Linked DNA regions of Homo sapiens: region 1 is linked to region 2. The links are chromatin loops, found by intact Hi-C in ENCODE. Cell type or tissue: chondrocyte. All regions are shown on one strand. Links, peaks and the distances in the headings refer to the core of each region. The heading gives the core; the rest is flanking DNA. Region 1 overlaps LOC101927189 (a long non-coding RNA gene). Region 2 holds the start of LOC124901334 (a long non-coding RNA gene).

What was found. Hi-C counts contacts between places; a loop is a spot of excess contacts. Peaks named below come from ENCODE experiments on the same cell type or tissue, not always from the same donor. Only the 100,000 strongest peaks of a DNase experiment are listed, where the experiment ranks them.
Region 1: it touches region 2 in a loop (5-fold over the local background); 59 of 110 quality-filtered maps call a loop at or near these places.

The regions. Positions count from the first base shown.
Region 1 is chr6:53,948,313-53,963,405 of GRCh38, reverse strand. The region is part of intron 1 of LOC101927189 (a long non-coding RNA gene); the gene reads right to left. Among named protein-coding and RNA genes, the nearest start is that of MLIP-IT1, 43 kb to the left of the region's middle. RefSeq lists an enhancer at 1,048-1,548. In chondrocyte, for the core only: CTCF peaks have their summits at 6,914 and 7,133 (motif pointing right); a DNase peak (open chromatin) is centred at 7,123.
Region 2 is chr6:53,720,011-53,735,103 of GRCh38, reverse strand. It overlaps LOC124901334 (a long non-coding RNA gene), which reads right to left and starts at 8,333. Exons shown (of 3, transcript XR_007059620.1): 1 at 8,149-8,333. RefSeq lists enhancers at 1-901, 4,353-4,870 and a silencer at 12,164-12,349. In chondrocyte, for the core only: CTCF peaks have their summits at 6,105, 6,334 (motif pointing right), 8,887 and 9,090 (motif pointing right); a DNase peak (open chromatin) is centred at 9,088.

The DNA.
Region 1 (15,093 bases), core at 3,727-11,726, 230 kb before region 2:
CCCTCTCCACTCCCTTGCTGATACTGAGCCTATTTACAGGTCCATCTGCAGGAAAGCAGATCTTGATGATACCATGGCAACATGCTGTCAAACCCAAAGGAGACCAGTCCTGAGAGAATGGAGAGAATCAATGCAACCCACCACTAACTAGAGGAAAAATACTCAAAATGCTAGCTAGGCAATACTACCATCTCCACACCATACTTTTTTGGAACATACATTTCTTTCATTATTATTTAATTGTATAGCTGCAAAGAGAAAGGTCTAGAACTATTTTTTTAAACCTAGTGTGTTCTATGTTAAAGGAAATATTCTCTCCTGTTCTCACGTGGGTGCTCTCTCTCCTCAGCTACTTCCTCTTGACTGACTCTTTCATTTTTCATTAGCTGATCTGAGTTTGTCCAAAAAAAGCATCATGAAAATTTTTCTTTCCCTGTAATGAGTTCCAGCAGGAACCTTGCAAGTTAGCTCTAAGGAGATTTCAGAAGCCTCTTAGGCATGTCCTGAGAGGACAGACACGACCAGGTGATTGGCCTCCTCACTAATATCATCCTACATGGAGTGCTACTGACACCAGATCCAGCTGAGGGTGAGGCTGAGCAGAGTTTAGAACACTTACGGAGAAGTGCCTATTAAAATAGAAGTGCAGATGTTCAGTGCCCTTACTCAGAGAAGGGGAAAAAAAGAAAAGAATTCATTGATTTTAAAAAAGTTCATCTTGTCATTTTTTCTTCAATGCCATTAAATCATTGGATCATATTTATAAAATACCTGAAACTATATTGTGCCTCAGAGGCACTGAAAACATCTCTCTGGACCTTAGAAGAGTGAATGGCATTTCTTCACTCAACATGGACTCCTTGAACACTAACTGCGTGCAGATCCCCACCAGGTATTGGTGACCCAGCAGTGGCAAGGAAGCCAGGAAATTTGTATGGGCCAGTATCTTCCAACAATCCCACATCGGGGCACTCTTATCAGTAGATACTCTTCTTTTTATGTGGAACATGTAAGTTGGGGCTCAAATAGTAAAAGTTCAGGCTGAGTCCCACCTACAGATTTATTAAAGTAATACAAATTAAGCCTGGGCTTCAGCAACAACACCGGAGATCTGTGACAACACAACAAGCACAATCCCAAATAAACAGAGCCAAGGTCATAATTACTGCAACAGATTGTGGATGGCACTCAAAGCACTGAGTCGTTCACGCTTGAGAATTCCACAGCCAAGCCCTACAGTGGCGCCTGCTCTGCTCATCCACATTCCTTTCAGCATCAGATTAAATTCCAATCTCTAAGACATTCCTCCAGCCCAGTGGTTTTTCAGCTGAAGACCATAGACGCCTATGAAGATATTTTTGAGAAAACATAACTTTTAAAAAATTTTAAGGTTGTGCTTTCATCTCAAAGATTGCCATGCTGAAATTGCTTAAATTTGCTTAAATTCCAAAGAATCTGCATAACAATCTCCTCGCAAAATGTCCCAGGCTGTCCCCCCTTTGCTCTTATGTTTATGATCACGTTGAAGCCCAGGGAAGGCAAACACCACCATAAATGGAGGTTTTCCTTCCAGTTAAATGAGGGGAAAAAATGATAAGAAAATTGAGCAACAAGTTCTTTTAAGCCTCATCAAAAGAACCCACAGCATTTGGCCTACAATGTATAAATGTATTCCTCTAATCACATCTTTTTCATGCCAATTTATTTTGTTTTATTTTACAGAATAAAAATGTGTTTTGTAGTGCACTGCTAAATTGGCTCATTCAAATAACAGATGTGTGATTAAAACATTCATTGTGAAAAAGAGAAAATAATGACAGGAGTCATAGTAATGACTCAGATGATGGGCCATCATTTTCTAAATCAAAAGATTCAGGTTGATACACAAATATATTTCAACCCAGTTAAACGAGCTACCTGCAAATAAGTGTTAACTGAGTCACACTATCTGTCACTTTAATGCAATTCACTAGCTTTTAGAAAGGCAGCTTAACATAATTATTAAGTGCACACTTTCTGAAGCCAGATTTCCTGGGTTCAAAGCAAAGCTCTAATACTTAACAGTTGTGTGGACTGTATGCCTCAGTTTCTCAACTGTAAATCAGATGACCTGCCTCTGTGATAATTAAATTAGCAAAATGTAAAGCACTTAGACTATACTGTGAACACAGGAAAAACTTTACAAATGTGACTATTATCCATTTCACACAGTATTGTCTGTCTTATTTGTACATTCGGTTTAGTTTTATAGTCATATAACACTTGTGAGTATATAACTCATACAAGGAGTATATAATGAGTTTTTTATGTTTGTATATATTAATTATATTTAAATCAAAATACTGTGTAGTCAACATAGGTGAATAAGAATTGTTTGTCTTGCTCTGTTGCCCAGGCTGGAGTGCAGTGGCGTGATCTCGGCTCACTGCAAGCTCCACCTCCTGGTTCACGCCATTCCCCTGCCTCAGCCTCCTGAGTAGCTGGGACTGCAGGCGCCAGCCACCACGCCCAGCTAATTTTTTGTATTTTTTATTAGAGACGGGGTTTCACCGTGTTAGCCAGGATGGTCTCGATCTCCTGATCTCGTGATCCGCCCACCTCTGCCTCCCAAAATGCTGGGATTACAGGCTTGAGCCACCGCGCCCGGCCAAGAATTGTTTTAAATAATTGCATACTCTAGTCAAGTTTAAAAAAATCTTTTCCTAGCTATTGCTTAGCCCAGAAGCCTCACATGTTGCATAATGAGGATAGTATATTCTAGTTTCTGGGGGAAGTGTGATTTTCCTATCAAAGGCAACCTTGATAGATGATAACCAGGGATTCCTCATGCAGCTGCATTCCCGCGGATACCTCCCAAATTAAACCAATTATGGGCAACCTATCATCCTACTGTGGTTTTGAAATATGAGTCACTGAAGGGATCCACATAAGCTTCTAACAGAAAAGTTTTTAGTGAAAATGGAAACTCCATCCCAGCCATCTGGGAGGAAAGCAGCTATGACCAACACCCTGAATTGATGTCTTGGTCATTTGAAAAAACAGGTCAACTGATCCCTGCGTCTTTTGGTTCCATCTTCGACTGGCCTAGCTTAGTTTCAACTAGAAGCCTGGAACTATGTAGGAATGTGACTCCTCTGCTGGATTAAGAGGTGGGAGGCAGTTCCAAGGAAAGGAGAGGGATGAGGAGAAGGCAGACCCCTTACACTGGACCCCATATATCCCAAAATCACATTTAGTAAGCAATATTAATCAATATTGTAACAACATGCTGATAAAATAGAAATACTAAAAATTAATAAGAAAAGTAAAATGCCCAAAGTAAATGTTTTTAAGAATATGGCTAACAGCTTGACGCAGCAGCAAAACCAGATATAAGGCAGAGAAAGAAATTAGAGAGGACCTTCTCTCTCTGAAGCAAATCTGTCTCTGAAGCAAATCTTCTCTCTCTAAAGCAAATCTTCTTATCCTGGAAAGTAACCAGACAGTTGAGGTTTTGCAAAAGGAATTTTAGTAAGTGACTAAGGTAAACATGACAAGGCAATAAAAGTACCAGTTACTAAAAGAATTGAACACACACAAGGTAGCCAGTATTTTAAGCAAAGATGGGTTTTAATGAGAATATAATGCCGAATTTATCTAGATAGTGATAAAAGAGAGTTTAGCTTGCCATGAAATTAGGTGGATATTACCTGCAGGCATGGACAAGCTTCAGTCCCTTATAAAGCTACTTTTTCCGGCCGGGTGCAGTGGCTCACACCTGTAATCCTAGCACTTTGGGAGGCCGAGGTGGGCGGATCATGAGGTCAGGAGATCGAGACCATCCTGGCTAACACGGTGAAACCCCGTCCCTACTTAAAATATGAAAAAAATTAGCTGGGTGTGGTGGCCGGCACCTGTAGTCCCAGCTACTCGGGAGGCTGAGGCAGGAGAATGGCATGAACTTGGCAGGTGGAGCTTGCAGTGAGCCAAAATTGTGCCGCTGCACTCCAGCCTGGGCGACAGAGCAAGACGCCATCTCAAAAATAAATAAATAAATAAATAAATAAATAAATAAATAAATATTTTTTTTTAAAAAAAGCTACTTTTTCCGTAATTAACAAATGCAAGAGCCTACCAGTGCTAGACTGCCCAAGTTGCATAGTAAGTCCATGCTTAGAGAACCAGCAAAGCAAGAACACATATAGAAAATATTTAGAAATGTTATCACGTTTCTAAAATGGGAAAAGTCTAAACTTGGATAGACTTTTTCATGCATATTTTTTCAGGTTTGTATTATTTTATTTTGAATCATATGTGGCAGATGGGGATGGGGAGCACCATATACTTTTAGATGATAATTTAGATGTTAGTTTTCTGTTTCATGAGCAGCTGTGTGTACAGAGTACTATATTAAGTATATTTGCTGACAAAAGTGAGAAGTCACTTGAAAGGAACCTGCAATGAGGTAGGGATCGACCCCAGGCTACTTTTTTCCCCTTCTCGTCTATATTTAATTGTGAAAATGTTCAAACATATTAAAATGTTGAAAGACGTATACAATAGACACCATATACTCATGCTACAGACCAAATGTGCCCTCCGAAATTCCTATGTTGAAATCTGAGTCACTAACGTGATGGTATTAGGAGGTAGGATTTTGGGTTGCTGATTAGGTCATGAAAGTGGGGCCTTCATGAATGGAACCATTGCCTTTAAAAAATAGGCCTCAGAGAGCTCTCTTGTTTTTTAGTCTGATCTTGATCTCATGCCTTGATCTTGGACTTCCCACCCTACAGAACTATGAGCATCTAGCCCCAAGAGTTGTTCACCAGGAGCGAGCATTGAAGCCCCAAGAGTTGTTAGAGAGAGAGGTGACCTGTATAAAGCATCAGGGACTGTCCCTCTGTTTCCATTGAGATTCCCATTAGCTATCTACATTCATTCAGAAAACTTCTCAAGGTGCTTGGAGAGGCTGTTTCCTGGTCACCTTCTCACAGTATTAATGCCTTTTCAAATGAATCAACAGAACTCCATTTCCCACCTTCCCAGCTTTACTCCTTTCCCGTTTCTTATGAGGTACCTTAAACCAGGGTAATACATCCAGAGTGTTTGCAAAATAGTGAGCTTCCTGGAGTTACTTCCAAAAAAAAATGTAATGCCTAGGAAAAAAATGTTTAGAAAGCCCAACAGAACAAGCACTTTGGGAGGCCAAGGCGGGAGGATCATGAGGTCAGGAGATCAAGACCATCCTGGCAAACATGGTGAAACTCTGTCTCTACTAAAATACAAAAAATTAACCAGGCATGGTGGTGCGTGACTGTAGTCCCAGCTACTCAGGAGGCTGAGGCAGGGGAATTGCTTGAACCTGGGAGGCAGAGATTGCAGTGAGCTGAGATCGTGCCACCGCACTCCAGCCTGGTGACAGGGCGAGACTTCATCAAAAAAAAAAAAAGCCCAACAGAACATTTGTGGAGGTAGATTAAGAAGAATGAAGAATTACCATAGGGCAGCCTGTGTTTGGTTTAAGTACTTGGTCAGCAGAGTCAGCTGCCTAGATCTCAGTCCCAACTTGACCACTTACTAGTTCTATGATCCTGGGCAAGTTACTTAATCTCTCTGTGCCTCAGTTTCCTAATTGTAAAATGGGTTTCTTTTCAAGTACAGTGTACACTCACTCCCGGCAATATGACTGCTAGACATGAAGTGAAACCTTACCTTACAGAGCTTACAGAAAAACCTGGAGAAAATTAATTGGCCAAGCACCAGAGCCTGGAGAATGTCTGGGCCCAAGTCAAGAAGGACACATAGGAGACTGGGTAAGAGAACCATGACTTTCAACGCTGAGATTCTCAAGGCTGACATCTACAGTGAGTAAAATAGAGCCTCTCTAACCTCCATCCCTCATAGAGAAAGCAAGTAGTAATATTCACTTGGTTATTTTTGCCTTGTCTCTGGTAAACTGGCAGGAGTGGGGCTATCTTTTCTGCAAAATTAGTAACTACAATATCATAACAAACTGGGTTTGGGTCTGGAATTCACACTACTTTCATGGTTACTGCAAACCCCCAATATGAAAATTTAGCTTAAAGAGATCCCTGACCCAAGTACTTCAAATTCAGAACCTCAAATATCTCTCACAGATAAAGGTTTAAAGAAAAAAAAATTCAGACCTTACAATTAAAAACCAGAAAACACAAAGGAAACAAGTCACTTGAGTGAGAATCAGCAAAGTGATATATCCCAAGAGTAGACTCACAAACACTTCAAATGCTGGAATTATCATAGAAAATCAAAAAAGTGAGAGTTAGATCTGAAGAATTTATCTAGAAGTCATCAGAGAGAAATGAAGTGATGGAAAGATATGAGGAAAAAGTGAGAAGGCACAATAGGCAATTCAGAAGGAGGTAATTGAGAGAATGAGGAGGGCAACAATCAAAAGACAGCACCTGACAACTTCCTAATACTGATGCAAGAGTCCAGTCCTCCCATCAGGAAGCCAAGCAGGCTGAATACAGAGAAATGACACTTAGATATGTTATCATGAAACTGTAAGACACTAGAAGAGGAAAAAGACACCAAAAGCTGTTGGAGAGAAAAGATAAATTATCTACAAAGAATTTACAGTTTGATTAATAGCTAAATTCTCACAGAATAATGAAGCCAGATGCCTGTGATATAATATCTTCAAAGAGCTGAAAGAAAATAATGTCAATCCAGAAATCTAAATCCAGTGTTCAGAGCTGGTGCACAGTAGAACAGCTACAACAGACATTAAAATGTTGAGATCTCTGTCCTTACTGGCTGGTAAAGAGCTGCCAAACTGAGCCCGCCCTCTGACCAGGCACCCACCACATGGCTGCCACCACTGCCCCCTCCCTGGGCTATCCCCTATCTAGCAACTAAATGTCAGTGAGCCGTACAATGGGGAGCCTACAGAACCATTACACTCTCACTAGCCCTCCTTTCTTGGTTCTCACTTGTCCCTCTCGGTCCTTATTTCCTCCTGACTCGAGCAAGCCTACTCAAAGATGGAGAAGATGGCAGCCTTTGGACGGTGCAGGCAAGTGCCCAGAGCCTATGTGGTTCCCCAGGCTGCAGCTGCCCACCGCTAACAAGCTCTCCTTCAGAGCTGCTCTTCTGTAGCCACTGGGGGGAGCTGCAGCCCCTGTGGATTTTGCCTCCAGGAAAGTTGGAAAGGGACAGGAGGACAGCAAGGTAATAGGGACTTCCCAGCTGTCACACAGCCTGGGCTCTGCTGGTACAGCAGGCATTCCCATGGTGAGAATCTTTAATGATGGTAGATCCAGCCTATAAATTAAATCAGTAGTTACAGTCTTCCCACAGAGAACACAGAACCCAGAGGGCTTACAAGTGAGCTCTCCTGAGTATTCAAGGAACACATAATTCCAAGCTTATACTAGTTCTTTCAAAGAAAGAACAACAGGAGACACTCCCCAACTCATTTAATGAGGTTTGTGTAAACATGCTGTCAAATCAGACATGGACATTATACAAAAGTTAAATTCCAGGCCATTTAAGAACGTAGATGCAAAAGCTCTAAATAAACCAAATCAATAAATGTATAAAAGTGATAATGCACATAATCAGGTAGAATTTATTCAAGGTGCAAAATTGGTTCAACATTAGAAAAACCTAAGAATGTAACTCACCACAATAACAGATTCAGAGAAACCGTATGATCATCTTAATAGATTCAGAATAAGCTCTAATAAAACTCAATAACACTTTATGATGTTTTTAAAAAATCTCTTAGCAAACTAGGAATAAAAAGGAATTTGCTTGATCTGATAAAGCATACCAATTTTAAAAAACATGCAAATATTTTGCTTAGTGCAAAACATTAAATGGATTCCCTTTAAAATCAGAAACCAAAGCCTAATTGCTATTTTATATTTATTGTATTGGAGATACTTGCCAGTGCAAGACAAGGAAAAGAAATATAAGGTGTAAGGATCAAAAAGAATGAAATCTCTCATCATTTGCTAATAATATGATTATCTACATGGAAATTTGAAAGAATTTATATATAAAAAGCTAAAAATTAACGAGTTTAGCAAGTCTGCAGGGTGTAGGATCAATGCACAAAAACTTATTTTATAAAGCCATCCACAAATAAAAAGCAATTTAAAAGAAGATACAACTGGGGACTCTGCTTCTAATAAAAGCAAATCAGATGAATTTAATTTGCACTCGCCATCCTCTTAAAAAAACTAGAAAATCTGTACCAAATATATAATGTCTTGTAGCTCAGAGGGCAATAACATAGTAAAGGGTTCTCTGCAAAAATATTTTTAAGATGTGGCAAACCACAGTGGTCACCAGGAATAGGGATTCAGAAAGGCAAAACATAAAAGGATGGGGAAAATCTTAGTGTGCTCTATTAATATCACACAAAGTAGACATTAAAGTAAAAAAAAGACTTTAAGAGGCAATGAGGGTCATTTCATAATGATAAACACGTATTTAATGAGAAAGAGTAAAGTTTAAATAATAATATGGACTCACACTGCTGCCTGATTCCATTTCTATAAAGTGCTAAATCATATTATTTAGAAATTCTTACAGAAGTGACAAAATTGTGGAAGGACAAGAGGGAGAAAAGGAAGTGAGGCAGTTTTCTAAGGTCCGAATAATGATTGTGTTTCAGGTAGAGGAAGTGGGTTGTGAACAGGCAGAGGCACTCAGCAAGCTTCAGGCAATGTTCTGTTTCTTAACCTGAGCAGTGATTATATGCGTGTTTATAATAATTCATTAAGCCATGCAATTTTTATGTATGTCTTTTATAAGAACAAGGTTTAGAAATTGACACTTGTAACAGCTACAAAAATAAAGCTTTTGCAGAAAATTATAACTCTATGGAAAGGTATTAAAAAGACCTAAGTGGAAAAACATGGATAGAAAGATTCAATTCTGTGAAGATATCAATTCCATCCAAATTATCATATAGATTTAATGTAATATACATTGAAACCCAAACATGTATAAATTACAAAATCAACCTGACAAGTTGATTTTGTAATATATATGAAAGAGAGAAGAATGCTTAAGTCAAGGTTCAAACAGAGAAGCAGAGGAAGAAATATATATATATATATATGAATATATATGTGTGTGTGTATGTATACACACATACATACAGAGAGAAATACAGAAACAGAGAGGCAGACAGGGACAAAGAGAAACAGCGAGAGACACAGAAATTTATTGCAAGGAATTGGCATACATGATTGCAGGGGCTGGTTAAACAAGTCCCAAATGCATGCAGAAAGTCGTCATGAGCACAATGAGACTTCACAGGAACAAGCCACAGCTCTCATCCACAGGTGGAATTTCTTCTCTCTCCTGGGGAAACCTCAGTCCTGCATTTAAGGCCTTCTAACAATTCAATCAGGCCTACCCAGATAATCCAGAATAATCTTCCTTACTTGAAGTCAACTGACTTAAGAGCTGTAATTCCATAGGCCGAATTCTTTCACAGCAGTACCTGGATTATGTTTGTATAACTGGCCTGTAGCCTGACCAGGTTGACAGATCAAAAGCGCCATCACAAACAGACAAGGCCTATCTACCAAAATAGGTAGACTTGACTCCCCAGGTATCCAGGCTTATAACACTATATTAATTAGGACCATAGAATCCTGGGTGGACTCCAACTAAAGAGATACAGAGATGTACTCTTCTGGCATGCCATGCTTCCTGTCCCGAATCCTGGTGCCAGGACAGCCTCTTCAGATATGAAATGCTTACCTGATCAAGCATTTTGGGTATTATACACACAAACATGCACACACAGACATTCCACATGGATTAAGAAATTAAAATGTTAAATGTAATTTTTTAAATATTTAGTAGAGCATCTAGGAGAATGGATTTATGACTTCAGAGAAGGGAAGGATTTCTTAATGCAAACCATAAAGGAAAGCATTGGTATATTTGACTACATTAAATTTTTAACAACTTCTGTATATCCTACTCATCAAAGACGTCACCAAGTTAAAAGACAGGCCACAAACCAGGAGACAACATTTGCAATACACTTGACAAAGTACTTCAAATAAGAAATGCCTATTACATAATGAGAACAATAAACTCCATAAAAGCAGGCAAGACAGGAATAGGAATTTCACAAAAGAGGAGAAGAGTACCTATAATTCCTAAAAAGAGACTCAACCTTATGAAGTCAGGAATTGGATTAGTCAGGAAATGCAAATTAAATATCAGGTATAATTTCATATATTTATTGTGAGAGATCAGACATCATTTCACAAATATATTGTGAAATATGCATATATGCATGACCACCAGATTGAAAAAAAGATAAAAGATAGTACTGACAGTAAGAAAGGATATGTAGCGATAGGAATTCTTAAACACTGCTGAAGTGATTATTAATAGGAAAATACATTGAAAAATATTTTGGTGTCCCTTAGTAAATTGGGCATGCATTTATTCTTCCACTCAGTATTCCTATTTCAAGGATTGTAACCAAAGAGAAACTCTTGCAGAAGCACTTCAGAAGCCGTGTTTAAGAATGATCATGGCCGGGCGCGGTGGCTCACGCCTGTAATCCCAGCAGTCTGGGAGACCGACGTGGGCGGATCACCTGAGGTCGGGAGTTTGAGGTCAGCCTGGCTAACATGGTGAAACCCCGTCTCTACTAAATATACAAAATTAGCTGGGCATGGTGGCACATGCCTGTATTCCCAGCTACTCGGTAGGCTGAGGCAGAAGAATCGCTTGAACCCAGGAGGCGGAAGTTGAGGTGAGCCGGGATCACACACCACTGCACTCCAGCCTGGGCAACGGAGTGAGACTCCATCTCAAAAAAAAAAAAAAAAAGAATAATGATCATAGGCTGTCTGTGGTGGTTCACAACTGTAATCCCAGCACTTTGAGAGGCTGAGGTGGGAGGATTGCTTGAAGCCAGGAGTTTGAAACTAGCTTGAGCAACAAAGTGAGACTCCCATCTCTACAAAAAAATAAAAAATAAGAAAAAGAATAATCATAGAAGCAGCATTCATAATAGAAAAAATATCTTGATGTCAATCATGAGTAGAACTAATATATTAGTTTTGATACATTCATGCTACAGAACATTATACAGTGGTGAACAAAAGGCCAACTACCAATATTAACATGATGAATCTCAAAAATATATGTGTAAGCACAAGATACAAAAGAGCACAGACTATACATTATATAAACATCAAAAACAGGCAGAACTAATGTGTCAATTAGTGGAATATGTATGTGAGTTAAAACTAAAAAGAGAAGCAAGAGACGGATAAAAATTCTGGAGACTTGCCCTGTCTGGAGTGTGGGCAGAGAAGGGTACATGATCAGTTAAGGCAGACAGAGGAATTCGGAAACATTGACAATGTTCTGTTTCTTGAGATGGATGGGATGTATGTGGGTGCTTATTAGATTTCTATTATTATTCTTTTAAATAAAAATTAGCTATGTGTGCATTACATTTTTTAATAACTTTTAAGTTCAGGACTACATGTGCAGGATTGTTATATAGGTAAACTTGTGTCATGGGGGTTTGTTGTACAGATTATTTCATCACCGAGGTATTAAGCCTAGTACCCATTAGTTGTTTTTCCTGATCCTCTTCTTCCTCAAACCCTCCACCCTCCAATAGGTCCCAATGTCTGTTGTTGCCCTCTATGTGTCCATCTGTTCTCATCATTTATCTCCCCCTTATAAGTGAGAATATGTGATATTTGGATTTCTGTTCTTATATTAGTTTGCTAAGGATAATGGCCTCCAGTTCCAGCCATGTCCCTGCAAAGGACATAATCTCGTTCTTTTTTATGGCTGCATAGTATTCCATGGTGTGTATGTACCACATTCTCTTTATCCAGTCTACCATTGAAGGGCATTTAGGTTGATTCTATGTCTTTGCTATCGTGAATAGTGTTGCAAGAACACACGCATGCACTTGTCTTTATGATTAAACAATGTGTATTCCTTTGCTTATATATCCAGTATTGGGATGGCTGGGTGGAGTGGTAGTTCTGTTTATAAGTCTTTGAGGAATTACCACACCACTTCCCATGATGGTTGAACTAATTTACACTCCCACCAACAATGTATAGTGTCTCCTTTTCTTTGCAACCTCACCAGCATCTATTTTTTTTCACTTTTTAATAATAGCCTTTCTGACTGGTGTGAGATGGTATCTCATTGTGGTTTTGATTTGCATTTTTCTAATGATCAGTCATGTTGAGCTTTTTTTCATATGCTTGTTGGCTGCATGTGTGTCTACTTTGGCAAACTGTCTGTTCATGTCCTTTGCCCAGTTTTAATGAGGTTATTTGTTTTTTTCTTGCAAATTTGTTCAAGTTCCTTATAGATGCTGGATATTAGGCCTTTGTCAGATGCATATTTGCAAAAATTTTCTCCCATTCTGTAGGTTGTCTATTCACTCTATTGATAGTTTCTTTTGCTGTGTAGAAGCTTTTTTGTTTAATTAGATCCTATTTGTTAATTTTTGCCTTTGTTTCAGTTGCTTTTGGCATCTTCGTTATGAAATTTTTGCCTGCTCCTATGTCCAGAATGGTATCGCCTGGGTTGTCGTCCAGGGTTTTTATAGTTTTGGGTTTTACATTTAAATCTTTAATCCATCTTGAGTTGATTTTCGCATATGGTGTAAGGAAGGGGGTCCAGTTTTAATCTTCTTCATATGGCTAGCCAGTTATCCCAGCACCTCTTATTGAATAGAGAGTCCTTTGTCCATTGCTCGTTTTTTTCAGGTTTGTCAAAGATCAGATAGTTTTATGTGTGAGGCATTATTTTTTGGGTTTTCTATTCTGTTCCACTGATTTATGTGTCTGTTTTTGTACCAGCATCACGCTGTTTTGGTTACTGTAGCTCCGTAGTATAGTTTGAAGTTGCGTAGCATGATGCCTCCAGCTTTGTTCTTTTTGTTTAGGATTGCCTTGGCTATTTGGGCTCTCTTTTGATTTCATATAAATTTTAAAATTATTTTTTATAATTCTGCGAAGAATGTCATTTGTAGTTTTATACGGATATAGCTTTGAATACTTTGAATCCATAAATTGCTTTTGGCAATATGGCCATTTTAATGATATTGATTCTTTTCATCCATAAGCATGGAATGTTTTTCCATTTCTTTGTGTCATCTCTGATTTCTTTCAGCAGTGTTTTATGGTTCTTATACAGATCTGTCATCTCCCTATTAGCTGTTTTCCTAGGTATTTTATTCTTTTTGTGGTAATTGTAAATGGAATTGCATTCCTGATTTGGCTCTTGACTTGATGGTTGTTGGTGTATAGGAATGCTAATTTTTGTACCTGATTTGGTATCTTGAGATTTTGCTGAAGTTGTTGGTCAGATCAAGGAGCTTTGGTGCACAGACTATGGGGTTTTCTAGGTGTAGAATCATATTGTCTGCAAACAGAGATAGTTTGACTTCTTTTTTTTCTATTTGGATGTGTTTTCTTTCTTTCTCTTGTCTGATTGCTCAGGCTAAGATTTCCAGTACTATGTTGAATATGAGTGGTGAGAGAGGGAATCTCTGTCTATTTCTGATTTTCTGTCTAGCTTTTTCCCATTCAGTGTGATTTTGGCTGTGGGTTTTTCCATAGGTGGCTCCTATTATTTTGAAGTATGTTCCTTCAATGCCTAGTTTGTTCAGAGTTTTTAACATGAAGGCGTGCTGAATTTTATCAAAAGCCTTTACTGTATCTATTAACATGTGGTTTTTGTCCTTAGTTCTGTCCATGTGATGAATCACATTTATTGATTTACGTGTGTTGAACCAACCTTGCATCCCAGGGATAAAACCTACTTGATGGTGGTGGATAAGCTTTTTGATGTGCTGCTGGATTCATTTGCTAGTATTTTGTTGAGGATTTTTGCATCAATGTTCATCATGGATATTGGCCAAAGTTTCCTTTTTTTGTTGTGTCTCTGCCAGGTTTTGGTATCAGAATGATGCTGGCCTCATAGAATGAGTTAGGGAGGAGTCTCTTCTCCTCAATTTTTTGTAATAGTTTCAATAGGAATAGTACCAGCTCTTATTTGTACATCTGGTAAGATTTGGCTGTGAATCCATCTGGTCCTGAGCTTTTATTTGGTTGGTAGGCTATTTATTAGTGATTCAATTTCAGAGCTCGTTATTGGTCTGTTCAGAGATTCAATTTTTTCCTGGTACAGTTTTGGGAGGGTGTATGTGTCTAGAAATTTATCCATTTCTTCTAGATTTTTCTAATTTGTGTGAATAGAGGTGTTCATAATATTCTCTGATGGTTATTTGTATTTCTGTGGAGTCAGTGGTAATATCCCCTTAGTCATTTCTAATTGTGTTTATTTGGATCCTCTCTTTTTTCTTATTAGTCTAGCTAGTGATCTATTTTATTAATTTTTTTTAAAAAAGCAACTATTGGATTTGCGGACTTTTGAATAGTTTTTCTTGTCTCAATCTCCTTATGTTCAGCTCTGATTTTGGTTATTTCTTGTCTTCTGCTAGCTTTGGGGTTGGTTGGCTCTTGGTTTCCTAGCTGTTTTAGTTTTGATGTTAGTTTGTTAAATTGGGATTTTTCTGTTTGATATGGGCATTTAGCACCATAAATTTCCCTCTTAGCACTGCCTTAGCCATGTCCCAACATTCTGGTATGTTGTATCTTTATTCTCATTAGTTTCAAAAAACTTCTTGATTTCTATCTTAATTTCATTATTTACCCAAAAGTCATTCAGGAGTAGATTATTTGATTTTCATGTAATTGTATGGTTTTGAGCTATTTTCTTTGTTTTAATCTCAAATTTTATTCTGCTGTGGTCCGAGACAGTGATTTGTTATAATTTCAGTTCTTTTGCATTTGCTGAGGATTGTTTTGTGTCCAATTATGTGGTCAATTTTAGAATATGTGCCATGTACAGATGAGAATGTATATTCTGTTGTTTTCGGATGGAGAGTAGATGTCTATCAGGTCCATTTGATCCAGGGCTGAATTCAGGTCCTGAATATCTTTGTCAATTTTCTGCCTTGATGATCTGTCTAATACTGTCAGTGGGGTGTTGAAGTCTCCCACTATTATTTTATGGGAGTCTGTCTCTTTGAAGGTC
Region 2 (15,093 bases), core at 3,261-11,260:
ACTCTTGAAGGACTCTATTTTCAGTAATAGAGAGGTCCTTAAATAAATCCACCCACTGACAGGGAGATGACAAGGTATTTTGTTTATTTCAGTCTGGGTTCTGAGTGAGGAAAAAGAAAGTCTGCCCTGAGTGTTCCTGATCAAGACCTGCCCCCACGTGGATTCAGGGCTTATCTTTTATAGCTCAAGAACTCTCAATCAAGCAATTCATGTAAAAATGAAGCCTGGTTTTCTACCCATGGGGCATTCGACGGAGGCAGTTGTAAAACTTTGCTGCAGAATCACACCTTCGATCCAGGCCTCACAGGATCCTCACAGTTAAAGGCTCAGTGTTGATAAATTCGCAATCTATATTTATGAAACACTCAAGCTACCAGGAGCAAGAGGCAGCAGATACCACAAACAGCATGACTGGATACCTAGGAATTTCCGGTGAGTCAGACATAGGCAATAAAACAGGTATCTTTAGAATGATTAAAGACGTAACACAATAAAAAAAAAAAGGAGAAAAATGCAACTGCAAAGTTGACGGAATAAACAAACACAGTGCTTAGAAAAGAAAAGTATATTCATTGAAGCTGAAAACTTAATTGACGCATTAGAAAGAGCAAAGGAAGCTGGAAGATAACATTAGCTGGAATAGCATTAGTTGGAATATGCAACTGGAGTAAGCATTAGCAAACTGGAAGATAGCTCTGAGCATGAATTCCAAAGAGATTGAGACAAAAAACATGAATAAAAAGGGAGAGATGTAGAGGATAAAATGAAAAGATGTCCAGTAAAAGTTCCAGAAGGAAAACATGGAAAAAATGAGGAAGAGGCAAAATTTGAAGATGCAATGACTAAATTGTCTAAAATTTTTGAAACATAAATTGTCTGATTCACAAAGTTTAAAAAGTCCTGATCAAGAAAAATAAAAATAAGTTCATTCCTAGTGTCAACAACAAAACAAAATGTAATGAAACAACAAAATGTCAAAGACAAAGATCTTCATAAGCAAAAAGTCAGTTAACCAAAATGAACAATAATTACATTGATATAAGCAACACTGTAAGTGTACTAATATCTTTGAGATGCATAGTTATCAAACTAAAGTTCTATGCCCAACTAAACCATCATTAAATAATAATAACAATTGAGAGTGCACCCCTAAAGGACCCTACTAGTAGATGCAATTCAGGAAGAACAAGGCTGACCTCAGAAGGAAGGAGTGAGATGCAGAAAGGTAGAGTAGGCAAGGAAATTAGTAAAATGTAAATAAATCTAAATAGATCTTGACTAAAGTTCTAGTCCAACTAAACCATCATTAAAATAATAATAATTGAGAGTACACCCCTAAAGGACCCTACTAGTGGATGCAATTCAGGAAAAACAAAGTTGAACTCAGAAGGAAGGAGTGAAACCGGGCGTGGTGGCTCACGCCTGTAATCCCAGCACTTTGGGAGGCCAAGGCAGGCAGATCACAAGGTCAGGAGTTTGAGACCAGACTGACAAATATGGTGAAACCCCATCTCTACTAAAGTAAATACAAAAATTAGCAGGGCGTGGTGGTGCGCGTCTGTAGTCCCAGCTACTCGGGAGGCTGAGGCAGAAGAATTGCTTGAACCCGGGAGGTGGAGGTTGCAGTGAGCCGAGATCGTGCCACTGCACTCCAGCTTGGGTGACAGAGTGAGACTCTTTCTCAAAAAAAAAAAAGGAAGGAGTGAGATGCAGAAAGGTATAGTAGGCAAGGATATTAGTAAAATGTAAATAAATCTAAATAGATCTTGATTATAAGCAGCAACATCATGATAGTGATTGATTTTGTGATTATACAATAGGATGGAATTAAAACAAAATGGAAGAGATTATTGGCTTAGAGTGTTCTAAAGTCTTTCTATTCTTTGGGAGGTAGATAGAGATATTTGTTAACTTTAGACTTTGAAATTCACATTTGCATGATCAAGTTGTAAGTATCATCACTAATACAAATGAACTGTATAATTTTCAAACCAATAAAGTGCTCTTAAAAAGCTCTGTGTTCTAGTGCAGTTGACAAAGTATTTCACAGCACCAGAGCCAACGTTTTTCTACCTGTTTTATAAAAGATCCTCCCCATCCTCCAAGCAGACTTAGAGGTTTTCTCCTCTCTGCTCTTGGGTATCTTGGCCAAATCTTTAGAGCAAGTGTAATGGCCAATTTCTTGGGTCAATTTCCTATGCCTCCTCATCATTGTGTCCCAGTGCCTGGCATATACCAGGCACTCTCATGTTTGAAGAAGGAATGGATATGACTTGCTCAAGTTCACACAGCTCTCAAGTGGCAGATAAAAAACAGGGACCCAGATTTTACCTCTTCCAGGTTTGTTCCATCCTTTGACACAATCTGAAAAAAAAAATTGCATTTTAAAAAAAAGTTGTATTTCAAGAACACAGTAGCTGCTTGATTAAAGCAAAAAGAAATCACTCTGAGGTGAAAAGCAAATGAAGGGAAAGAAATTTCATACCAGTAACCGTTGTCAGTCTATTGTTAAAAAAAAAAAAAAAAAAATCCACACTTTGCAGGTTGTGCTAGTGACTGAGCCAAGTCCCAGAACAGGCTTTTGGAATGACTGCCTTTTCCAGGGAAAACTTGACCACATTCACCTCGAGGTAGTCTCTGCTGGGGCATGATCCTAGGGAACTGAGAAGGCCCTCACCCACCAGCTTATCACTGCTAGGAAGTAAAACCTTCAAATATCCCTTGTTGCAATACAGGAACCTACTGGTGATCTGCTAAAGGGGTGGAAGGTGGAAGGGCTGGGAACTTCCTCACGGAAAATTCTGCATTGAAATAGCAAGGAAGGAAAAGTAATTGAAGGGAGAGTAGAGAAAAAAAATGGTGAAGATAGCAAATGCTTGGAGCTGGCTTTTTTCAGATTTTCAGCCTCAGTAACCCATATTTTAAAAGTGGAAACCACATTTGACCTTCCCTTATCTCACATCAAGATTGAAGACTCAGGAGGAAGTGGATCTTTTGAGATTCTTTGACTAGCACCAGATGACTGCATTAGAGTCTCTGAAATGCAAAACTATGTGATCCATGTGATATTTTCTCCAATCCTGTCTTATGAGTTGCAGAGCCAAGAGAAACAGATGGAGAAGGAAAATTATCGCGAAGTAAGCTTTCCTTCAAGAGTAGAAAGGTAACAGATGCCAGTAAAGGGAGGAAGGAATGAGTGCAGGCAGCTCTGGACAACAGGGAAAGGTAGGAGCTGAGAGTGGGTTTAGTTTGGGTTCATGTCTAAATTTACTAATCATCCAGTCACAGTGGTTCCCATCTGTAATCCCAGCACTTTGGGAAGCCAAGGCAGTAGAATCACCCAGGAGTCCAAGACCAGCCTGGGCAACATAGCGAGGCCCCATCTCTATTTCTAAAAATATATATATTTTTTTTTCTTAAATTTTAAATAATAAACTTACTGATGTCAGAGCCATGTGATATCTAGACATATGCCTTTGGCAAGAGGATTAAAATTCTTTTTTTGAGATGGAGTTTTGCTTTTGTCACCCAGGCTGGAGTGCAATGGCACGATCTCAGCTCATTGCAACCTCTGCCTCCCAGGTTCAATTGATTCTCCTACCTCAGCCTCCCAAGTAGCTGGCATTACAGGCGCCCACCACCACGCCCAGCTACTTTTTTTGTATTTTTAGTAGAGACAGGGTTTCACCATGTTAGCCAGGCTGGTCTCAAACTCCTGACCTCAGGCGATCGCCCACCTCGGCCTCCCAAAATGCTGGGATTACAGGCATGAGCCATCCTTCCTGGCCTAAAATTCTTAAATACAGCCTGGTTCATCCACTTAAACAATCCTTTCTCTCCTTTACCTGTCTCCCATATAAAGAAACACCAGAAAGAAAACATGCTCTGCAGAAAGACTAAAAGAAGTTAGAGAGAGAGAGAGAGAATGTGTTTGTTGTGTTTTCAAGAGTGGACTGAGGAATTTTGGCAGCAGGAATATGTAACATTTCTGCCACAGTGGAGTGACTAGGGTTAACTTTTTATTTCAGCCTTCCACTTGGAGGTCAGGTGAAGTTCTTTGTTTTCATTCATCTCCTTTGACACTTTTCACAAGATCATGGAGCTTTGCCAGAAAGGGACTTCACAACTGTCATAACATTTTAATCTCTCCAGGCCTGGGACAAGGTGGAAACCTACAGGTTCCCAAGGAGATTGTTTTCATCATTAGCATTTCAGCCAAAGCCTTAATGCTGCAAAAAGAAAGCATAATGTGGAGCAAGAGTTCCTGCTTTGGCCTATTCTGACTCTAGCTCTCCAGGGCTCTGATGAAGTCCATTGTGATCTAGCATTAGAAAAAAAATAAAAAATAAAAAAAATTTTTTAAAAAGCCTTCTCTCTTAAGCCTTGCTGCTATTCGTACTGGCTCAAAGTGCATGGTTTAATACTTGTAGCTATGAATACTTGCATATTTCCAAAGGCCTTACCGTACACATTTATTGGGAAAAATCTCTATTTTCTCCCAAGTGGGTTTGAGGTAAAAAGAATCCAGTAAATAGCTACGCATTTCATTAGACTGGATGAGGGTGTGGATTGCTGTCATTGTTTGCCCAAGTGAACTGCTGCTGTAAAGAAGCCCCTTACAAAATGTTACCTGCGGGACTGCTTTCATGTCTTCATTAACAACAGACACTTGGCATTAGTGAATCAACCACTGTGTTAATTAGAACTCAGACTTGCAGCCTATCCTCAGCTCATAGAATAAACACTGTTTTCCTTTGACCTAATTACAAGATGTTCTTAAACATCATCATTTTGTAAAAGAAACCATGACTACAAATTGCTTTGTGAACCATGCACATTGTTGGGACTCAAAATGTGTCTGCAGTTTGGAGAAAGTGTTTGCAGTTTGCCAGCAAAAATGCAGTCCATACGAAACAGTGGTGTATACAGGCAATGGGAATGATCTTTTTGCAGATATTATACACTTTTCTCTACCTTCCCTTACCTTCCGCATCACATAGCCCCTATCTAAAAAAAAAAAAGAAAAAAAAGAAAAAAAAAAAAGGTTGTCAGATCAGAATCCGAATAGCCTTTTATCTTATCAACAGATTTTATTTGGTAGGTTCCCCACAGTTGCTGGCTTTGGTGACATTTCAGATTAGGTTGTCATTTCTTCCCTTAAGCCCCAACAACAGCTTTCTATCGTCATGATTGATTAAAAAGCCCAGCAAACAAATAAGCAAATTGCTACACCACCACTATCAACCACGATAAAACTCAGAAACAAAAATATTTTCTTTAAGCCAAAGAGAGTTGATTAAATACCTCATAATGTACTGTGGGTCAGCTGTATTGGGCCACATTGGGTCATTATTGTAGAATTTTATTTTAATATGAACCCTGAGGGACTGTAATGCCTAGAGCCTTACTCAGCCCTGATCTCCCCAAATGCTCCAGTACCGTAAGGAAAAATATCTAGAGCAAGCCTGTCCAGTCCCCGGCCTGCAGGCCACATGCAGACCAGGACGGCTTTGAATGCAGCCCAACACAAATTCGTAAACTTTCTTAAAACATTATGAAATTATTTATTTATTTATTTATTTTTAGCTCATCAGCTATCATTAGTGTAGTGGTTTTATTGTTTTGTTTTGTTTTGTTTTGTTTTGTTTTGTTTTGTTTTGTTTTTGAGACGGAATCTTGCTCTGTTGCCCAGGCCGGAGTGCAGTGGCGCGATCTCGACTCACTGCAAGCTCCGCCTCCCAGGTTCATGCCATTCTCCTGCCTCGGCCTCCCCAGTAGCTGGGACTACAGGCGCCCGCCACCACGCCCAGCTAATTTTTTTTGCATTTTTAGTAGAGACGGGGTTTCACCACGTTAGCCAGGATGGTCTCGATCTCCTGACTTCGTGATACGCCCGCCTCGGCCTCCCAAAGTGCTGGGATTACAGGCGTGAGTGTAGTATCTTTTATGTGTAGCCCAAGACAATTCTTCTTCCAATGTGGCCCAGGGAAGCCAAAAGATTGGACACCCTTGATCTGGAGTATGAAAGAAAAAAACACATTTCAAGCGGCCTGTGGGATGCTGCCAGGAACCCCTCCGAGATTTCTAGTGCTGAGGACTCTGTTCTTCAACACACAAACCTCCTTCTGGGGAGGTGTTCTTGCTGAATATAACTACAGACCCTTGAGCAAAGGACTCCCTTACAGAAAACAGTGGCGAAAAGCTGAAATAATAACTGGGTAATATACAGGTTATTATACAGACTGGCATTCCAATACCACTCTGGAGAGCGTTGACATAGCAGTTCCAAAGACAATCTTTAAAAGTGTTCTGCCACAGGGCCACCGCTAGAGGGCAGAGCAGACCACTTCTGTTTTCAGACGCTTTCTCCGGAGGGGAAATTGAAAAGTTTCCTTTGAAGGATGAGCTGAATGCTGAGCAGACCTTCACACTTAAAAGCATTTCCACCCCTGCACTTCACCCTTCTAGGAGCAGAACAGTGGGTGGGCAGGCAAGCACTACTACGTAAATTGCATTGAAACAGGATTTCATTGGAAGAAAACACTCTTCCAGTGAAATCTGAAGTTTCATAACTTTGATAACTTTCATTTACTAAAATATTTCAGCCCTTTCCATGTGCCAGAGACTGTACTGAGAACTGGGGATATAAACACAAGTATTTCTTTGTTATTTTCCTCTATAGGTTTACGGTGTAGGTGGGCAGACAGACAAGTGAATTAATCAAGAGACAATAATGTCCCAAATGCAATATGAGCTCAAAGGAGGGGAACTGGGATTTCAGGTGGGGTGAGCAGATGGGATGGCTGAGAGTGTTGGAGGCTCAAAGGCCAAATCAGAAGTCACTGGGTGAAGGAGAGAGAAAAGAAAAAGAGGGAATTTTTTTTTTGAGAAACTGTTTTCTGTATAATAATATATAACCGAGAAAATTAATATCCAAATGCAAAATAAAAGAAAAAAGCCAATAGCTAGTACTAAAACCTGTTGTTTTTTAACCATAAACTTCTAGTTTTCAGAAGATTTGGGGTAAAAACAACTTAGGAAGAAAACAGCATAACCACGTTGACCTGAAATGAGCCCATCTGAATATCATTCCTATTGTGTAAGCAGAGTTACACCCGGGAATGCCACGAACCAGACTGGGTAGTCCTCTAGGAATGATGAGGGCTGATGGCTGCTATGTGAGGGTGGTCTCCTCACAGCAATCTTGTTGGAATGTCCCCATTCCTCTGACACACCACCAAATGCACCTGGAATGATGAACGCTAATGTGGTTCTCAAGCCATGCTACACGTTCACATCAATCAGGGAACTTTCAGATGTCCAGCTCTCTCTCTACCTCCCTGTTCTGATTCAATGTTTGAAAACTCTCTAGGTTATTTTACAGTGCAGTCAGGGTTGAGGCCTACTGAGTTATACACTGGTGATATTTCACAGGGGAAACATAAGATGACAGCTAGGGACGCGGGCAATATCATTTTCTTTTAGCACCAGGAAATAATTGAACCTTCTACTTTAATATTATGTGACTTTTTTTCTGAGATTACAATCTACACCTCAGTTTTGTTTGTTTGTTTGTTTTGAGATGGAGTCTTGCTCTGTCGCTCAGGCTGGAGTGTGGTGGGGTGATCTTGGCTCACTGCAACCTCTGCCTCCTGGGTTCAAGCGATTCTCCCACCTCAACCTCCTGAGTAGCTGGGCTTGCAGGCCTGCGCCACCAAGGCTAACTTTTGCATTTTTAGTAGAGACGGAGTTTCACCGTGTTGTCCAGGCTGATCTTGAACTCCTGACCTCAAGTGATCCACCAGCTTTGGCCTCGCAAAGTGCTGAGATTACAGGCGTGAGCCACCGCGCCCCAACTTATGTAATTTTTTAACTTGCACTTCAACACCTGAGATAGTTCGCAGGTAAAATACGTTATCACAAAGAAAACAATATGAAAATAGAAATGAGTATGCAGAGGGTAGATAATGTTGCAAAATGTTCATTTTTACCTTTTTCATTAGTCACTTTGTAATTTGTAAAGGGTCCCCCTCAGATAGGCATTGGAAAGCCCCTCCCTTTGGTCTCTCTCTTCAGAATCCTCTGGGTGCCTTTCTGCCCTTCCTTGAGAGTCCCAGCCTCATCACTGAATAACAGAGACAGATTTACCGGCTCCAGAGGCTCCCTCTTGGCTTCATCCTGGACTCTGGATGGCATCCTCTGCTGTGCTTTCTTATGAACGACGTGTGCTGACGGTTAGCAGTTTGGAATTCTTCATCTTAGAGCACCTACAAGGGCCAGGCACGGTGGCTCACGCCTGTAATCCCAGCACTTTGGGAGGACGAGGCGGGCAGATCACCTGAGGCCAGGAGTTCGAGACCAGCCTGGTCAACATGGTGAAACCCCGTCTCTACTAAAGTAAATACAAAAATTAGCTGGGCATGGTGGTGCATGCCTGTAGTCTCAGCTACTCGGGAGGCTGAGGCAGGAGAATTGCTTGAACCCGGGAGGCAGAGGTTGCAGTGAGGCAAGATCCAGCGCCACTGCACTCCAGCCTGGGCGACAGAGCGAGACTCCGTCAAAAAAAAAAAAAAAAAAGCATCCACACGACTGACAACCCTTACTGCTGGTACCACTCACCTCCAATTATTATGCTGACATATTACTTAATTTTGTCATGTTACTTTGTCTTTCCAAATAGCTCCTCTCCGTCAGGAGAGAGTGTGATGGGAGGGTGGAGAAAGATGTAAGAGGAGGTGGGGATAAGGGTGGTGAATCTGGCCCAGCCACATCTTTTTTTCAGCTTGCCAAGGGTGCTGAATGGGAGGTTAACGTCAAAAGGGCTGCATTCCGAACGAGTTGCTCCAAAGTGGTGTAGGGTGTACAGCAAGATTTTCTGTATTTCGGGGGCACTTTGACTCAAACTAGGGTTCAGGAAAGCCGCTGACCATTCAAGTTGATCCTCTTCTGGTCAAGAGGCTGCAGCGAGGGAGAACTCTAGCAAGAAACAGGAAACTGGAGGCCGAGAAATGGTGAGGGCTGGAGAATTCAATACTGGCAGCCCCTTGCTGCGGGAAGGCAGGGGAGCCGCTGCTCTGACACACTTGTGCCGCTAGAGGGCAGCGCAGGGCAGAGCAGCTACTCAAGCGCACCATTTGGGGAGCGCAGGATTTCAGCAGCTGGAGGAGTCACAGGGAAGCCATTCATAAAACAAGCATAGAATAAATTATCTAGCAAGGAAGGTTGCTTTGAAATATGACCAGGAAAAGGGTAGGCACCAAAGGTAACAATTGCTTTAATAACTTTGAGTAATGAGACTTTTTTTTTTTTTTTTTGACAGAGTATCTCTCTGTCTCCCAGGCTGGAGGGCAGTGGCGCGATCTCGGCTCACTGCAACCTCCACTTCCCGGGTCCAAGCGATTCTCGATTCTCCTGCCTCAGCCTCCCGTGTAGCTGGGACTATAGGCCCGCGTCACCTCGCCCGGCTAATTTAATTTTTGTATTTTTAGTAGAAACGGGATTTCACCATGTTGGCCAGGCTGGTCTTGAACTCTTGACCTCAAGTGATCCGCCTACCTCGGCCTCCTAAAGTGTTGGGATTACAGGCGTGAGCCACCGCGCCCGGCTGAGTAATGAGACTTTTCTGCAGTGAACATGGAAATAGGCTGCTTCAGAGGTAACGAGAGAAGGGAATTTTGAGATTATTTGAAACGGTGATTTATCTCAGTACAGACATGGCACATGTTCACTTCAGGGATATAAAATGAGCTAATCAGGGGCTACAGTGGCCTTCCTAAGTCTCATGAAACACTTCCAAAAACTTTCCATGCTTTCCCTAATTTTGTGCAGCAAACGATAAGAGACACTTAGGGACAGGGATTTGCTTCACATGAGAACTAGCCCAAGAAACCAACTACACGTGGACCACACAGACAGCATCTCCAAGAGTGATAGACAGTACTCAACCTCCATCGTTTCATTTTGATGGAAACAGAGTGAGTTTAAGGAAGGCTTTTGGTGAGCACGTGTTTTATATTTCTATTTCATAATGCTGGTATTTCTATCAGTCTTTCTGGAATATTTCTCCCCTAAATGCAGAGAGAATCAAAAGCAAGAAAAGTGGATTCTAGCTCTCAAAGAGTTTCCAGAGTCCTGAAGAAGCTGGAAAGTTATTCAGTCAGGTTCCTAACAGGAAGCAGATGGCATGCCCAAGGTAGGATCATTCTGGGATGGTTTATTTACTAATGCATGGGCAGAGTGCAAGGGACCCTCATGAGATGGTGCAGAAAGTAGCTCAGAGCTTTAACAGCAAGCTGTCACTACACCTGAATCTGAGGGAGGGGAGGGAGTACTCATGGGGTTGCTGAAGAGAGAGTCCGTGGAGAGAAGTCCAACTTGTAAGAAGGACAGTGATCTTAGGTTGCAGCCAGCCCCAGGTGACCACACCCTCCCCTCCTCTCCCTTCTCTCCCCTTCCCCTCCCCTCCCCTTCCCCTCCCCTCCCCTCCCCTTCCTTTCCTGTCCTTTGTCCTTTGTCTCCTTTTCCCAGAGGATAAGAGGATTGGTTGATACAATCCTTTCAGGTCAGACTTCCAGGGGAGACATCAAAATGGACATAATCCCACTTACCTGAAATAAGACATGAATGTAACTGCTACTACTTGTGCAGAGGTCCACCTGGCAATACTGCAGGCCCATCTGGGCAGCATTCAAAGAAACGAGGGCTAATGGCTGGCATGTAGGAATCAGTTCCTCAGAGCAATCATGGTAATAAAATAAAGTTGAACTCTGTCTAAATGCAGTTCTTTGTAAATATGTCTTTTCTCTGGCTGCTTTTAAGAGCTTCTTTTTATCTTTGATAATATGAAATTTGATTATGATGTACTTTGGTGAGAGTTTTTTTTGTAGTTTTATTTTTTTATTTTTTGCGTGGGGCCCTTCAGGCGTCCTGGATCTATGGAACAGCACACCACATCACATATCATATCACTTTCGGAAAATTCTTAGCTAGTATCTTCTCCCCATTCTCTTTTCTGTCCTTCTGGAACTTTAATATTAAATCTCCTCTTTTTTTTTTTTTTTTTTTAGCTTGTCTGTGATATTTCCCATTTATTTTGTGTCTTCGTACTATAGTCTGTGTAATTTCTTCAGATAATTCTCAGTACACCAATACTCTCTGCCTGCACCTAATCTGTTGTTCAGTCCATCCATTGAATGTTGTTTTCATTTGTTTTGTGTGAGGGCAGTGGGAGGGGTGAGCGTACAATTGTTTCTTTTGAAATCTACCTAGTCAGTTAACAGTCTCTTCCTGGTATGTAATTCTGATTTCCTAATTTCTTCCTCAAACTTCTAAATCATTTATATTCTGCAAACACTAACGTTAACATCTGAAATCTTTGTAAATGTGATTCCTCTGCAGGTTTTCTTAGCTAACTCCTGCTTATTGGACTTTGTTTCCTTTTTTTACAAAAAAAAATTATTTGATTCTGTGAGTTCATAGTTATTGGAGCATTATCTGCAGGAATGCTGTATGTCTGGGTTGTTGTTGGTTTACCCAGAAAGAATTTATGTTTGCTTTGGCCAGGAGCATAAGGGAGAAGAATGCTACCAGCCTGGTACTACTACTTTACCTTCTTGGCTTGGGATTTGGAGAGACCATGCAAGCAGTGTGAGTTGGAGCCCCAAACCTGCACAGAAGTTTTTTGGTGTTTGTTTGTTTGTTTGTTTTTGATACAGAGTCTCACTCTATCTCCCAGGCTGGAGCACAATCTTGGATCACTGCAACCTCCGCCTCCCGGGTTCAAGCAATTCTCCTGCCTCAGCTTCCCAAGTAGCTGGGATTACAGGCATGCACTATCACACCTGGCTTATTTTTGTAATTTTTTATAGAGACGGGATTTCACCATGTTGGCCAGGCTGGTCTCAAACTCCTGACCTCAGGTGACTGGCCCACCTCAGCCTCCCAAAGTGCTGGGATTACAGGCGTGAGCCACCACACCCAGCCGCCAGGAGCTTGTTCTTACTATGCGTTCTTAGGAGAGGTGGGTTTTGTTTGTTCGTTTGTTGTTGTTTTCCATTTTACTTAGAGGAAAGGTCAAGACCAGCAAAGTTTTTTACTTTCAGTCTTTGTGGGGCAGCCCTTTGAAATCGTAGCTTAAATGGGGCTTTCTGAACTGAATATCACCTTGCAAGGTCCCTGCCTCCCATGTGGCCCTGCATCCCATGTAGCTCTTGAAATCAGAGTTCCAGGTCCCAGTGCATGGAAAGATGCCCTTTAACCCATCCACGGCCTTGATGCCATGTCCTCTCTGCATCTGTGCCATGTCCGTAGTCATGCATGGACTGCCTTTGAAGACCTTATTCCCTTGTCACTGTGAACTGTCTATTTTAAAAGATTTTTTTTAAGTCTTAATCTAGCATTTGTAGTTAGGTTAGCAGTGATATTTTTAGGATGTTTTCTGCAATATTCCCAGAAACTCTCAGATCTTAAATAAGAGATCTATGATAGTAGCTTTTTAAAAATTATTATCACTTTATGCTGGATACTGGCTAAACGCTGAATATCTTATCTCATTTAATCCTCAGAACAATACTACGAAGAAGGAATAATCAATTCCACACTTTATAAAGGAGGAAAATAAGGTTCTGAGAAATTAAGCTGCCAGGAGTTATGCCATAGTTATGAATTGGTGAAACCAATTTGTCTGATGACCAAGTCCATGTTTTTATCCACAATAAACAGTTATTATGGTGCTATCTTAAAGCTTTGGAGACTATTTAGTAAATGTTAGCACATCTCTTCTTCCCTAAGTGCTCAACCAAGCTCTTTTTTTTTTTTAAACCACAGCCAAACTTAAAACAGCCTGTATCAGTTAGAGTTCACACGGGAAAACAGAGCCATTCCAAGTCTTATAGGGATTTGGGGTTTAATACTGAAATTGAAGCTTACAGAATGTGAGAGGAGCTGGGTAGTACAGGAGGTCTGGATGGAGAGTTGGAGGATCAGAGAAAGTTGCTAACCTCCTTGGGCTGCAGCAAGCTGGGTGGGAGGGTGACAGCTTGTGGAAAGATGTGGAGAAGCTGTGTACATGGGCCACCAACATGGGACCACCAAGGAAGAGCTCATAGAGAGGCCTGTGGAAACTTCCACCTCCATGGAACTCCCAGTGCTGTGGGCCTCAGCCAAGTGCTGGTTGGTGGGCTTTGGGCTGCTGTTGGTTGGTCAGATTACAAGTTGAGAAGACAGGCTGGACAATGAGCAGAGAACAGCCAGGCCAAGCTGGTGCCTGCTGGCCCCTCTGTGTCTATAGGTCACCGTGTCAGCCCCATAACCTTCCAGGGATAACGGCCTCTTGCTCACATCTGCCTTCCTTCGAGTTCTTCTCCTGGCAACTCTTACCCAGAATCATAGACAGAAGAGGATCGTGGTAAACAGCCCCTCGCCTTAGGAGAAGCAGTGCTGACCTGTCTGCAGACAATCCAGCACACATCTCTGTGATATCTAGATCAGGTGGCCCTTCAAATGTCTGGGACATAATATAAATACACGTTTAAAAAAAAATAAATGGGACCTAATTAAACTAGAAAAGCTTCTGAACAGCAAAAGAAATAATCATCAAAGTAAACAACCCGTAGAATGGGACAAAATATTTGTAAACTATGCTGACAAAGGACTGATATCCAGAATCTATAAGAAACTCAAATAAGGCCGGGTGCGGTGGCTCACGCCTGTAATCCCAGCACTTTGGGAGGCTGAGGCAGGTGGATCACGAGGTCAGGAGATCGAGACCATCCTGGCTAACATGGTGAAATCCTGTCTCTACTAAAAATACAAAAAAATTAGCCAGCGTGTTGGCGGGTGCCTGTAGTCCCAGCTACTCAGGAGGCTGAGGCGGGAGAATGGCGTGAACCCAGGAGGTGGAGCTTGCAGTAAGCCAAGATTGTGCCACTGCACTCCAGCCTGGGCAACACAGCAAGACTCTGTCTCAAAAAAAAGAAAGAAACTCAAACAAATCAGCAAGAAAAAAAAAAAAGAGTCCCATCAAAAAGTGGACAAAGGATGTGAGTAGACATTTCTCAAAAGAAGATATACAAATGGCCAATAAACATATGAAAAAATGGTCAACATCACTAATCATCAGAAAATGCAAATTAAAACCACAATGAGATACCACCTAGCCCCAGCCAGAATGGCCATTATTAAAAAGTAAAAAAAGAAAAAAGACACCCTCGGCAGGACCCGGTGGCTCACGTCTGTAATCCCTGCACTTTGGGAGGCTGAGGCGGGCTGATCAGCTGTGGTCAGGAGTTCGAGACCAGCCTGGCCAACATAGTGAAACCCCATCTCTGCTAAAAATACAAAAATTAGCCAGGCGTGGTGGCACGTGCCTGTAGTCCCAGCTACCTGGGAGGCTGAGGCAGGAGAATCACTTGAACCTGGGAGGCAGAGGTTGCAGTGAGCCGAGATCACACCACTGCATTCCAGCCTGGGTGACAGAGCAAGACTCTGTCTCAAAAAAAAAAAAAAAGAAAAAGAAAGAAAAAGAAAAAGGCACCTGCACACATATTTTTATCACAGCACTATTCACAATTGCAAAGACACGGGACCAACCTAAGTGCCCATCGACCAATGAGTAGATAAAGAAAATGTGGTATATATACATCATGGAATACTACTCAGCCATAAAAAAGAACTAGATTTGTTTTTTGCAGCAACGTGGATGGAGCTGGAGGCCATTATTCTAAGTGAAGTAACTCAGGAATGGAAAACCAAAAACTTTATGTTCTCTATTATAAGTGGGAGCTAAGTTATGAGTGCACAAAGGCGTACAGACTGATATAATACTTTGTAGACTCAGAAGTACAGAAGGTGGAAGGGTGAGAAGGGAGTAGGGGATTAAAAACACTATATATTGAGTATAATGTACACTACTCAGGTGACAGGTCTACTAACACCTCAGGTTTCACCACTGTACAATTCATCCATATAACCAAACACCACTTATACTCCAAAAGCTATTGAGATAGATAGTTGACAGATAGATAGACAGATGCATCTGCATCTCCCTATGTATAATATATAATATAATCTATCTATATATAATAAATACATGTT